Regions from separate parts of the Homo sapiens genome. Here all the other regions are linked to region 1. Evidence: chromatin contacts called from ENCODE Hi-C data. All regions are on one chromosome and are shown on one strand. Each heading gives the region's core, a stretch centred on a gene start or an enhancer-like site at or near the end of the contact. The rest is flanking DNA. Distances are from core to core; before and after follow the strand shown. Region 1 holds the start of ORC4 (origin recognition complex subunit 4). Region 2 holds the start of STAM2 (signal transducing adaptor molecule 2). Region 3 holds the start of QTMAN (queuosine-tRNA mannosyltransferase).

The links. A loop is a pair of places that touch in the nucleus more often than their neighbours do. Pooled maps may share reads with other maps.
Region 2: a map of CD8-positive, alpha-beta T cell shows a loop between it and region 1 (37-fold over the local background). The contact joins the promoter of STAM2 here to the promoter of ORC4 in region 1. A Hi-C loop is called at or near these places in 2 of 168 maps with a recorded cell type or tissue (CD8-positive, alpha-beta T cell and naive thymus-derived CD4-positive, alpha-beta T cell), 1 of 37 single-sample maps with no recorded cell type and 13 of 50 pooled maps.
Region 3: a loop to region 1 is called in a map of CD8-positive, alpha-beta T cell, with 7 times the contacts of the local background. The contact joins the promoter of QTMAN here to the promoter of ORC4 in region 1. A Hi-C loop is called at or near these places in 4 of 168 maps with a recorded cell type or tissue (CD4-positive, alpha-beta T cell, CD8-positive, alpha-beta T cell and naive thymus-derived CD4-positive, alpha-beta T cell) and 8 of 50 pooled maps.

What each region holds. Positions count from the first base shown.
Region 1 is chr2:148,018,993-148,022,894 of GRCh38, forward strand. It overlaps ORC4 (origin recognition complex subunit 4), which reads right to left and starts at 1,745. Exons shown (of 14, transcript NM_181741.4): 1 at 1,641-1,745. It overlaps MBD5 (methyl-CpG binding domain protein 5), which reads left to right and starts at 2,099. Exons shown (of 14, transcript NM_001378120.1): 1 at 2,099-2,692. RefSeq lists enhancers at 1,390-1,987, 2,167-2,266 and a silencer at 1,657-1,816.
Region 2 is chr2:152,173,670-152,177,571 of GRCh38, forward strand. It overlaps STAM2 (signal transducing adaptor molecule 2), which reads right to left and starts at 2,094. Exons shown (of 14, transcript NM_005843.6): 1 at 1,934-2,094. The coding sequence starts at 1,973. LOC105373689 (a long non-coding RNA gene) reads left to right here and starts at 1,864. Exons shown (of 3, transcript XR_923477.3): 1 at 1,864-2,888. RefSeq lists enhancers at 1,632-1,681, 1,732-1,871, 2,032-2,555, 2,032-2,451.
Region 3 is chr2:144,330,763-144,334,664 of GRCh38, forward strand. QTMAN (queuosine-tRNA mannosyltransferase) reads right to left here and starts at 1,750. Exons shown (of 12, transcript NM_001376312.2): 1 at 1,677-1,750. RefSeq lists a silencer at 1,425-2,024 and an enhancer at 1,806-2,383.

The sequences.
Region 1 (3,902 bases), core at 495-2,994:
TGGAAAAAGACACAAAATATTTAAAATTGTAGCTAAGGCACATTAACTGCCTTGCTGGTATTTTTTTTTTTCATTACAAAGTGGCAGACAATTGGTTACACTATAAAGACAGACAATTGGTTACACTACAAAGAAAATTTTAAAGCACAGGAGTCTAGTTTTGATTCCATCGGACATGATTACCGTACACAATACAGAAGATACTAAGGGCTAAGCAATGATGCATAAACGGGGTCCACTGCCCAAACTTACAGAAAGCAAAACGTGGAAAATTAGTAACTTTAACTGATAGTGTACACCTAAAGAACCTACACCGGCCGGGCGCGGTGGCTCACGCCTGTAATCCCAGCACTTTGGGAGGCCGAGGCGGGAGGATCATTTGAGGTCAAGAGATCGAGACCAGCCTGACCAACATGGTGAAACCCCGTCCCTACTGAAAACACAAAAAAATTAGCCAGGCGTGGTGGCACATGCCTGTAGTTTCAGCTACTCGGGAGGGTGAGGCAGGAGAACTGCTTGAACCCAGGAGACAGAGGTTGCAGTGAGCCGAGATCGCGCCACTGCACTCGTCTGGGAGACAGAGCGAGACTCCGTCTCAAAACAAAAAACAAACAAAAAGAACCCACCCAACAGAATTAAGTACCAACATAATAAATACGAAGAATTTTAGATTCTTGGTTTTTAAAAAACATACAAAGATGATATTCCTTCAAAATATCTTTACAAAACATATTGAGACTGTGATGCTTTATATTGATTGTATGAAAACAATGAAAAAGAACCAGCACTGTTTCACTATAAAAGCTTTACTAATGTAAATTTATAAATCCTTTCTTAAATATTTTGAGTTAATTCTAATTTTATGATAGAAATTCATTATTTTCAGCAAAAACAGCTGGCATTTGGGAAACCAAAGGCTCAAAAACTAAGAATAGTAACCAAAGAAACTTGACAAAACAGTCCTTTTAAAACTCTCATCTACACTATAAGGGGAAACTTTGATCACGTCCCTTCTCCTTCATCAATCGTAGAACTCAACATTAAGGACTACACAATCCCACATCCCTCTCCGAGAAAAAGCAAAGGCTTTGTGTTGTAGCAACAACGCAAGACATGGAGGGAAGCTCCACTCAAGACTTCCCTGCCTGCTCCTTCCCCAAAGCCACTCCAGAATACCAGGGAGGGTTGAGAGGTAAGGCATGAAGGGCGCAATATCCAATATGAGCAACGCGTGTGATGCATCTGGTCAAAATGCATACAGAGGACTTGTCTCTGTCCCTAGATAGAAGTCCTCCGTCCTGCAGTCATGAGGGTCAATTGCTGAGGCTTCACAGTTCCCTTCTCTCTTACACTCGGACCGTCACGCTCCTCACCTACTACCCCGATGCAGAGGTAGACTCAGGATCCCTGCACTTGTCAAGGATTCCTCGGCAAGCTCACGGGGCGGGAGTGGCCACAAGACGGAGCTCGCCTGGTCCTGGCCTTCCCGGCCTATACAAGCCTGCCCCCTTCCCAATTCCCAATCTCCACAGCCTTCCATCCTCCCACTTTCGATTCACCTTGCGCCACCGACGCCCCTGGCCTTCGTTTGCAGCAAGTTTACCCCCACCATTACCTCTCGCATAAAAGCCTGCATTTACCAGGTCAAAGAGGGGAACCAACGCCTGCAGGAATCGCTTCACCGAATCGCCTGGCCGCGTCCTCTGCTAGACTTCACCTGCCGCTGCGGACCGTACACAACCACTCCCGGCATGCCCCGCGCACGCACTACCTCTCCCACCCCGCCCCTCTCCCGCCCAAACACGTGACCTCCTTTCGTCTCCGTCCACGCCCACTTCCGTTCCTCCACTTTCCCTTAGGAAGGAGGAGGGAGCTGGGGGTGTTAAAAGCGTAGCGACTTCCTCCTCCTCCCCGCCCCCGCTCCTGTACCTCCCGCTACAATGTCTTCCGGGTCGCTAGCGCCTCGACGCCTTCTGGGAAAATAGCTCATTTCCTCCCCTCCCCCTCCTCCTGCCTTCAACCAACCAGCCACCCGTCAGAGAGGGACATGCGCAGTGAGTGCCTCCCGTCTCTTCTACCCGAACCCCCCCTCCCCCCCAAGCAGAGAGACCCCAGCAGCAGCAGCAGCTGATGATGAAGAGAGAGGCAGTGGCAGAGGGGGGGCACCTTTTATTTCTATTTTTAAAGGGACAGGACACTAATTCTACCCCACTTCAACCTTGAATTCAGGGGGGTGGGGGGAAGGCGGCTGAGTTCCTTCCCCCACCCTCCAGCCCTGAGCCCTGAGAGGGGGATTGAGCCTGAGAGAGGAGAAGGAGTTTCTTCTTCTTCGAAAACCCCCATCCACGACTCCTACCCCCTCACCCCTCCAACTCGCCTCCCTCCCTCCACCCTCCTCCTCTTTGGCCGTGAGAGGAGGAGAGAAAGAAACCAAAAGCCTCTTAGCAACACAGACCCTTTGCTGCTGCTGTTGCTGCTGCTGCTGCTGTTGCTGCTGCTGCTGCTACTGCTGCTGCTGCTACTGCTGCTGCTTGGCCCTGGCTGGAGACATCTCACTACACCCAGGAGCAGCCACTTCCCCAGCTCTCCTCCTCCTCCTTCGCCTCCTCCTCCTCCACTCCCCCCCTTTATTACCCTTTGTGTCATCCTCCACAGCTCCAGGGAAGGCACTCAAAAGTGGGGGGCAGGAAAGGTAAGTGTGTCTGTGGGGGCTTCATTGCCTTCCTCTGGCTCTGACTTTCACTCCGGGGCAACAGTAGCACCAAACCACATACGCAGTGGAGCTCCGGGGTGAGGAGGGGGTGGTGCTGGGGGGGGTGAAGGAGGGGTTGGAGTAGGGAGGGGTGTGTGAGGTGGGGTGCCCATCCTGTCAGGGGAGGAAGGGCACTTTTATTTTTATTTGCTGTTGTCAAAAGTGGTTTCTCTCCTCCATCTAACATCTGATTGTGTCTTGCTCCAGTGGGGGAGAATACAAAAACAACCCCCTCCTTCCTCCAATGAGGCGCCAGGGAAAGAGACAGAAAGAGGCACACTTTCTAGATGTCACTTAAAAAAAATTCATTGGAGAGCTCTTTTTCTCCAGGAAAAGCTCCACTGCATTTGTTTCTGAGTGGGAAAATGTCGGGATCTGGATTGTATTGGAACTGCTTATCCATTTGTAGACCTGAGTGTTTTCCCCTTTTTGGTCCTGTATGAGATTTGGATATTGACTTCAGTGTTGGAAGACTTGATTGGTTTTTGCTTTAAGGGTTTCATTTTCCATTTTTTCGTTTTGTCTGACTTCCATGGAAAATTTCAAATTTTTAGTTGGTAGAGGCCTTTGGTTAGGTTTTGACTTGCATTATTGCTTTTTTTTTGGTTAAATGTCTGTTTCATATATCAGTATATAAAGTCCAAAGCTCTAAAATGCTTAAAGTTTAAATGCCACTGCTATTGTCTGTTCCCACATACGTTCCTGATACTTATTTTCCATATGATGAGAATATTAGCTATTTTATAATTAATCTGGGTATATTTGTAATCTTTGTAACTTGTCTGAACAAGTAATCCCCATTGAAAACTTTATGTTGTTCTGGCTGCATGGAAGGCCAAACCTCTCCATCAATAGTTTGCTGGATTGGTACCACTTTCAGTTTTAGCTGAATTATTTATTTACTGTTGTAAATTGAGATGAGTTTTTCATCTCAATTTCTCTTGGGGTTCTGAACCAAATTGCCCACTGTATGTAAAAGTACACAAATTTCTAAAATATGTTTTCATGAGTCAAAGAAATCATGAACTTATAGTTAGTATATTAATTTCAGTTAGCTATAAATTGAAAGGTAAATCCAGATTTAAGTTTATGGAATAACAATATTGATAAAAATCACTTCATTTTTGTATAATGTGTTCTTAGTGCATAG
Region 2 (3,902 bases), core at 844-3,343, 4.2 Mb after region 1:
TACAGGCGTGAGCCGCTGCGCCTGACCCTTGCTTTGTATTAACGATTTGAAATGAAAAGTTTTAAGATATTAAAAACGTAATATATAATTTTTCTTCTATGATATACGTGCAAGTCCAATTTGAGCTCTTTAGTATTTCATTCTACTTTTTCTAATTCCATTCTCTTGTCCAGAAGTTACAGGAGGGCCTCAAATTCATTCTTTCACCCTTAAAATGCCTTTGGGGTTCTGAATTCAGTCATGCTTAAGCTAATATGTAACTACTTGAAGCTCTGGCTTATGGCACTGGCCATAAAATAATCTAGACACAGTTTTTTTGTTTGTTTGTTTTTTTAATCTCAACAGCAGTGCCTCCTTTACAACTGTAGGACTAAACTGTGATCCACTAAACCAATGCTGGGGCCTCGGGAGCCAGGCAGGGAAAGGTTTAGAACAGAACAGACAGAGCAACTCTGCCTACTTGTACCAGAGAATTTTTCCATCAGAAAACAATGAACTTTCAAGAAAAATTTATATTGAAGAAAAGAATTCACGGTTTTTAAGTTTTAAAATCATTTGTCTAATTCTATTTTGCGCCTTCTGTTTTATTTCATTAGAACAGAATCAAAGTGTTCATAATAGCAATTTTTTAAAAGTACAGGTTGCACAAAGGTTGTATGATTCAAACAAAAGAATACTGCAATGAGGCGTTCCAAAAGGAAACAGTGAGCCTTAAGAGTGATGTTTCCCAGATTTACGCCAGTCACCTGTATTCATCCACCAAAAAAAAAGTTTAATGAAGTAAGGAACATACATATTTGAACTATTTACATATATTATTTGACTCAAACATGTTTTTTAAAATGGCTTAGGGGATTACACAACGTATCAGAATAGGGCACTTTCTACAGTCTCCTAATAACCAAATGTTAACTATGAAACAGGGGAATTACTGCTGAGATGTGCAGTATTCTTCTGAGTCTCCCCGCCCCAACCCCATTTCCAAGTTCTAAAAATTTACCTAGGGTTCTGTTAACTACTGCTACAAAAACAAACAAAAAACAAACCTGTAGTCCCAGCTACTCGGGAAGGGGAAACGGAGGTGGAGGCTGAGGTGGGAGGAATTCTAGTCGCACCTGGGCAACATAGTGAGACCCAGACTTTCGAGAATACATACATATATTTCTCAGTTTGTTTTAGTGTTACTCAAATTTCCTAAATAATTTCGTATATATCTTATCCATGTTTTTCTCATTCTATAGTCACTGAGAGACCAGCGCTTTATGACTGCAACATGTAAAATACTTGTTGTTCTGGAGTGTTTTGAGACTGGAGATTTCCTTTTCATACTCTAAAACCGAACATCTCCTAGCACCCGCGCAATCTTTGCAATCCGGGGATGAAGAGCAACACCTTTACAATTGTAATAAATCTTAAAGCTACCCTATCAGGGATTGAATGCATGAGTAATATAAATAATGGGGAAGTAAGTTCTTCCTATTCAATGCGGTTGTCTAGGTGTCAAGTGTCTAGTGTTGGGCTTCTCTAGACAGCAGGGTCTCCACTGCTGCATCATCTTCAGAAAACGATGGGGCAAAGACGGAGGTAACCAGCTGTCGAACGAGCAGGAAGTTTTTAATCACCAACTCCACAACTACTTAATCAGTCCAGTCTCCAGCGAGCCCTAGGCTCTTCCCAAATCCTACGCTTGGCAAGGAGAACGGCCCTTTGAGGGTCCCCAAACTCAGGCGGCAGGAAGCACTCCCCAGACCGCTAGCGACGCGCCGAGGTTGCCCCAGAAAAATCCCAACGTCGAAGGAGCGGGCGGCACCGCCCCTCCCCTCCCTTCGCTTTGCTTCCTAGTCCCCGGAGTCGCTACCGCCCACTTTCTAGCCGGACAAACAGCAGTCCAGGGCCAGGCACACAGCAGTCCAGGACCGGGCACAGCACTCACCCACGTCTTGCTCGAAGGGGTTGGCGGTGAACAAAGGCATCTCGCCGGCGCCCGAGCCCTAGTCGCTGCTGTCTAGCTGACACTCAGCAACTGCTACCCGCCGGGTGACCCGCGGCCGCGGCTCCCTAGACCGCTCCGCTTCGGCCTCCGTCCCTGCACTTCCGCCACCGCACCTGCCCGGCTCTTGCCTGACAGGCCGGCTCGGAGTCCACCCTTCGATCCCGCGCTCCTGTCCCAACTTTTCTCCCGGGGCGAGATCCCTCCGACCATGGGCGTCCTCCCAAGGCCTTTGTCGCTGCCCCTGTCCCAGACTTTTGTAGGGGTCAGGCGGCCGCTACGGCCACCTTTCCAGCGCTAGGACCCCGGCTAGCCACGAAGCCGGGGACCTTCGGAGCCGGAAGTAGTCCCGCCTGGAACTGGACGACCCCGGAAGCTGCAGTGCCAGCGGCGGCGCGGCAGGGGGCGCGGTTACCCGTGGTTTTTCGCGTTGGACGACGGGCTCTGAGGGCCAAGTTCTTGTCACGAATTTAGTTTGTTTCAGAGCGGCAGGACTCGTAGCTAGAGAACGAGGACCCACGACGCGTACGCGTTACAGTCCTGTTTCCCTAGAAACGGAGCTGCCGGCGCGGAGGTGGCTTTGAGATTCTGCGAAAGACCTGACTGCTCTTCAACAATTATTGTGTTGCACCCTCCCAGGCGCCCAGTCCAAACCCCGTCAGAATAACCACCCGGGACAGCGGTGGTCGAAGTAACTACGCCTAACTTTTCGCTTTCCATCGTGTCCCCTCCATAAAAACACTGCTGGGCCCCCGGAATCCAAAGGCGAAGGAGGCACACTCCCTGCCTTAGACTTGTTGAGAGTTTTATAGGGGCAGTGCATAACGTACATGATGGTGTATGACGATTCGGATGGTAGTACGAGTCATAAACTCAAATTCCAACAGCATCCAGCCAGGTATTTAAATGAATGCAAAAGCCCAAGCACCCTTCCCACCCACATATTCTCTGTTCCTCTTAGAAAACTGTAGTAATGATTATGTTGCCTGTCTCTCCTCCTCATTAGATTATAAACTCCCTGATAAGTTTTGGTCACTACTATATCCCCAGCGTCTAAAACAGTGTCCCAAGTAATAGACGCTCAATGCTTTTCGAATGAAGCTGTAACTTTCTAACTGAACAGTGCGTATCTAAAGATGTCAACTACTGGTAAATTGCAGCCATTTATTGAAATGTGGGTCCTACTAGAGTTTGCAATTTTTCAATGATGTTTAAATGTTGAGAATTACTCCAACATTTTAAATAATAGATTAATCAAAACCATTTTACAAACTCTAGTATAAAGACCTGATGCTATAGAGAGCTCATACACATTCAGAAAGGTGGTTGCATTTTATAAAGTTCGGGGCACAAATGAGAAGGAATCGTGCAGAAGGGGCTGTTTTTCATAGAACGTTGAACCTAGGGATGTTCAAGATAAATTGGGAGGCCGGGCATGGTGGCTCACGCATGTAATCCCAGCACTTTGGGAGGCCAAGGCGGGCAGACTGCTTGAGGCCAGGAGTTCAAGACCAGACTGGCTAACATGGCGAAAAACCGTCTCTACTAAAAATACAAAAATTAGCCAGGCATGGTGGCGCAAGCCTGTAATGCCAACTTCTTGGGAGGCTGAGGCACGAGAATCACTTGAGCCCAGGAGGCAGAGGTTACAGTGAGCCAAGATCAGGCAACTGCACTCCAGCCTGGGCAACAGAGCAAGACTCTGTCTCGAAAAAAGAAAAAAAAAAAAGACTTAGAGATTTTTTGGACAGATAAAGACTTTTTGTCTAAGACTTAGTGTTGGAATGGAAAACAAGGCTGACTAGGTATAAGAGGAAACAGATTGACAAGAATTTTAAAGGGCAAGCTGGGAATTTTTTATTTTGATTAAGGCACTCAATAATTATTTAAGGATATTGGGTAGCAGAATAGT
Region 3 (3,902 bases), core at 500-2,999, 3.7 Mb before region 1:
CTAGTTAAGTGTTTAGTTAATGAAGACTACTAGTTCTATTCAGCTCCTGCTAAATCTCATCAAGAAACTGTCTTCGATTCTTAATTTCTCTATAAAATAATGGGATTGGATTATACTGTTAATGTTCCTTAAACATCGAAAATTCTGTATTTCTGTGATGCATAAGATTAAAATGCCAACACAATTTTCAAATCAAGACTAAAGAAGCCATCTTAACCTTTGCAAACTGGTGATGTTAAAAAATTTACTATTTCCTACCTTATTGCAAGTATCATGCTTCAGATTTTACCTATTCATTGTTTTCAAGCATGTCAAAGAAAGTTTCGTGATTCAAGAGGTACTCCTCTAATCCTCAATACTAAAACTGTTTCATTAAATACAGTACAGGACCCTAAGGAAAATGTATACCAAAAGGGAGTGGGAGCCGAGAAGAATCTAATCCAAGTCAGACCTGGAACGCACTAATTAAAATTCAATATTTCACTTGGTATGTGGGTTCCTACATGAAACTCCTGTCATGGTTAAAGCTTAAGGTTAAACACGTTAATAGAAGCCAATAGAATGGCTCTATTGAATTGTACTGAACTTCTTTTTCAGCAGCTCCTTTACCTAACCACTATTTTAAGCTTTAAAATCAACTTCAGGGGTAGGCACCAAATAACCAAGTGAGCCACGGCAGCCGGGGCTGCAAACTGAAATCCATCTCGTATGGAAAATCATCATCAACTCACGTTTTCCATTTCAAACTGCGATACAGGTGGAAGAAAAGCTGTAAAAGCCTTCTCTTTGAAACTCCCATCACACGGCCTCAAGGCATTAACTTAAGAATCTCAAGATAACCTAAAGCAGCACAGTTGTCAGAAGACTCTAAAAGTTGTATGTGCGAGAGAAGGCAAAAAAACTACTTCGGGACTAAAGGTTAAATTTCGCTGCTGCATTCCCAAGACTTAAATTCAGAGAATCTTTCCACCTGGACAGAATGGGATTGTCTGGATCCCGATGAAAATGGGAAGTTATGTGCTTAATCCTCAGACGAGGGATTCCGGGGTGGGGGGCACAGTGAGGGTCTTCACACTCGGCTGGCAGAGAGGAGTGGGGCGCTGGGGAGGTCTGGTAACTGAGGGCGACTAGGAGCCAGAAGCGAAGCTTTCCGTCAGGAAGGCCTGGGGCTCGCACTGCAAGGGGCCAAGCGCCGGGCAGCCTGGTGGTCGGCGAAGCACCCCAGCCAACTCAGGCCAACCCGGACGCCCGGCCTCCCTTCTCCCGCGCGAGGGCGACGTGCCCCCACCCGTCCTCTCAGCCTGCGCGAGGAAGAAGCGGAGCGCCGGGCCGCAGAAAACCAGCACGCACGACATGTAGGCACCAAAAAAACGCAATTCGAACACGACCAGTTTGCAGAAGGCACAAAATGCCACGGCGTGACGCCCCATTCCGAGCGCGGTGCGGACGGCGGCGCAGGGAGCGCAGCGCGTGCGCCCGGGAAGCGCGCGGCTCTCAGCTCCGCCTCCCCCACACCCCCCGCCCCCGGCTCCCCGCGCCGCAGCCGCCGCTGCTGCCCCTCTGGGATCTCCGCGCAGCGCGGCCCCGCGAGGCGGGCGCCGGGGAGGGGAGGGGAGGGGCCGCGCTCCCCGCCTCCCCGCTGGCCCGCGCGGCTCCCCAGCCCGGAGCCTACTCACCTCCTCCTCCTCCTCCTCCTTGTCTCTCCCTCCTGGCCACCGGCGCGGCCCAGCCGGCGACGCGCTGACGCCGTGCCCCTCCCCCGCGGCCGCCGCGGATGCCGCCGCCCCTCCCGGCCCGCGGCCGCCTCGGCCTCCGGGCGCGTCAGGCGCTGGTCCCGCCCCTCGGCCCGCCCGCGCAATCGAGGCTCCGCCTCTCTGCGCCGCCCGGACTCCGCTGGCGCGAGGTCCCTGAGTCAGCGGCGCTCCCGCCCGCGCGAATCGCTCCGCCCCAGCCCGCGGGCTCGGCTCCTCGCACCTGCCCACTGTCCCCCGGCCTCGCACTGCTCCCCACCTCCCTGTGCGCCCTTTCCCATCTCGTCAGCACCCTGTCCGCCCTTTCAGCTTTTTCGTACTCTTTCCCCAACCTCCTAGTCCTGTTCTAAGCTCGCATAGTCACCTTCTCTTTCCTTCTGGAAGGTCTGTGCTGTTCATTAGGTCGACCTCGGATTCCCCGTGCAGTTTTCCAGCCGGCCCGTTGCATCTCCTTTCCTGGTCCACTCCCCGGCCTACTAGAGCCTCAGGGCCCCTGTGCGGGTTCCTGGCTCCCTTGCCGACACCTCTACCTGCTCTGCAGCCCGGAGCTCCTCCACAGCTGCTTTGCCAATGCCTCTTAATATCCCTCCTTCTGGACCTCCTCGATTCCCTCCTGGCAAGGCTCATGCTTTCCTTTATCTCCATTTTTCCCGTCCTTTCGGTTCTGACTACTCCACACACTTCTGATGCAGTTTGAGTATTCAATAATTGCATATTCGCGGTCCCATTTACACGAGGAGAGTCACATTGAGTAATTAAAAATCACAAAGCAAAGCGACAGCAGTGGAGACCATCATTTGACTTGCATAGTTCCATCTATATTTTCCTTATGCAATAATATTCTCATTGCCACTTGAATTTCAAGGAATGGGATTTTCTGTTGGGGCTTAAAATTCACAAATGTTGGATGTTTTTTCGCTGCGACCTAATTTCACTTTAGCTCTTTTATTTATAGAATACATAGTAGAAAGAGTACCAGGAAGTCCCAGGTGTTCTTGACTGTAAAGTGAGGAATGTGTCCCTTCGTTAAATTCCTTTATGAAGTAAAGGATCCTTTCTAAAGTAAAGGTTTTTGTATCTGGAAGGAGGTTGTAGGTTAAATGACTCTGGTGAAGGCAAAACATGCAAATATAACTGGATGTCTGGTTTATTAAGTAACTTCATTTTTAAAACTGCAACTCGGAAGAGTTAGGCTGTGATGTGGAAATGAATTAGGAAACATACCAAAATAAAGGAAATCGATTAGGTCTTTGTACTTATATCCACAAGTTGCTTTAAGTTATGTGAGTAAACATTCTTATCCTTAAATTGAAGCGTCGAAACTATCTTCCGTTCCAAACAAAATCCAGCTCTGTGTGGACATTCAAAGTTTAAAACCATTGTTGAATTGAACAACAGCATTGTAAGCATTTGAAAGCCTAATAAACCATCTGTCCATCCACTTTCACACAAATTGAGAAACAGAAAAGAGTAAATGCCAAAACCTGAAAGTGAGTGTTCTGACTACACATGAAACTAGTAAATCCTATTACACAGAATAAAATACAAAATGCTTCTCCACTTACGATGGGGTTACTTCCCAATAAACACAATGTAGGTTAAAAATATTGTAAGCCAAAATTGCATTTAATGCTAGCAACACAGCAGATGGTCCTCGACTTCCAATATTTTCAACTTTAGGATGGTATGAAATGTATGTGCATTCAGTAGAAACCATAACCCCATCATAAGTCATAAGAAGCTGCTCAACTTACCATGGGGTTACATCCAGATAAACCCATTGTAAAATGGAAAAATTCTAAATCGAACCACAATATCTGAAAAATCCTAAAGTTTATGGCTGCCATTTCATTGTTTTAAAAATAGAATTACATAATTTTATAATTAAACTGGTTCTTAAAATAATTGGGAGTCTAATCCTTTCATTTTAAAATGAAAAAAATTTTTAAATCTTTTTTAATCTGATTAAGAACTGAAGCCCAGAGAGGGTAAGTTGTTTACCCAATATTACCCAGCTTAATTGGAAACAAAGCCAGGGTTCAAACTCAGACTTTCTGTCTCACATACCTGCCAGCATCTGGCTCATGTTAATATTTAACACTTATATAAAGCTATTCAACATCAAAATTCCTTGACTTTGCAGCTTTGCCT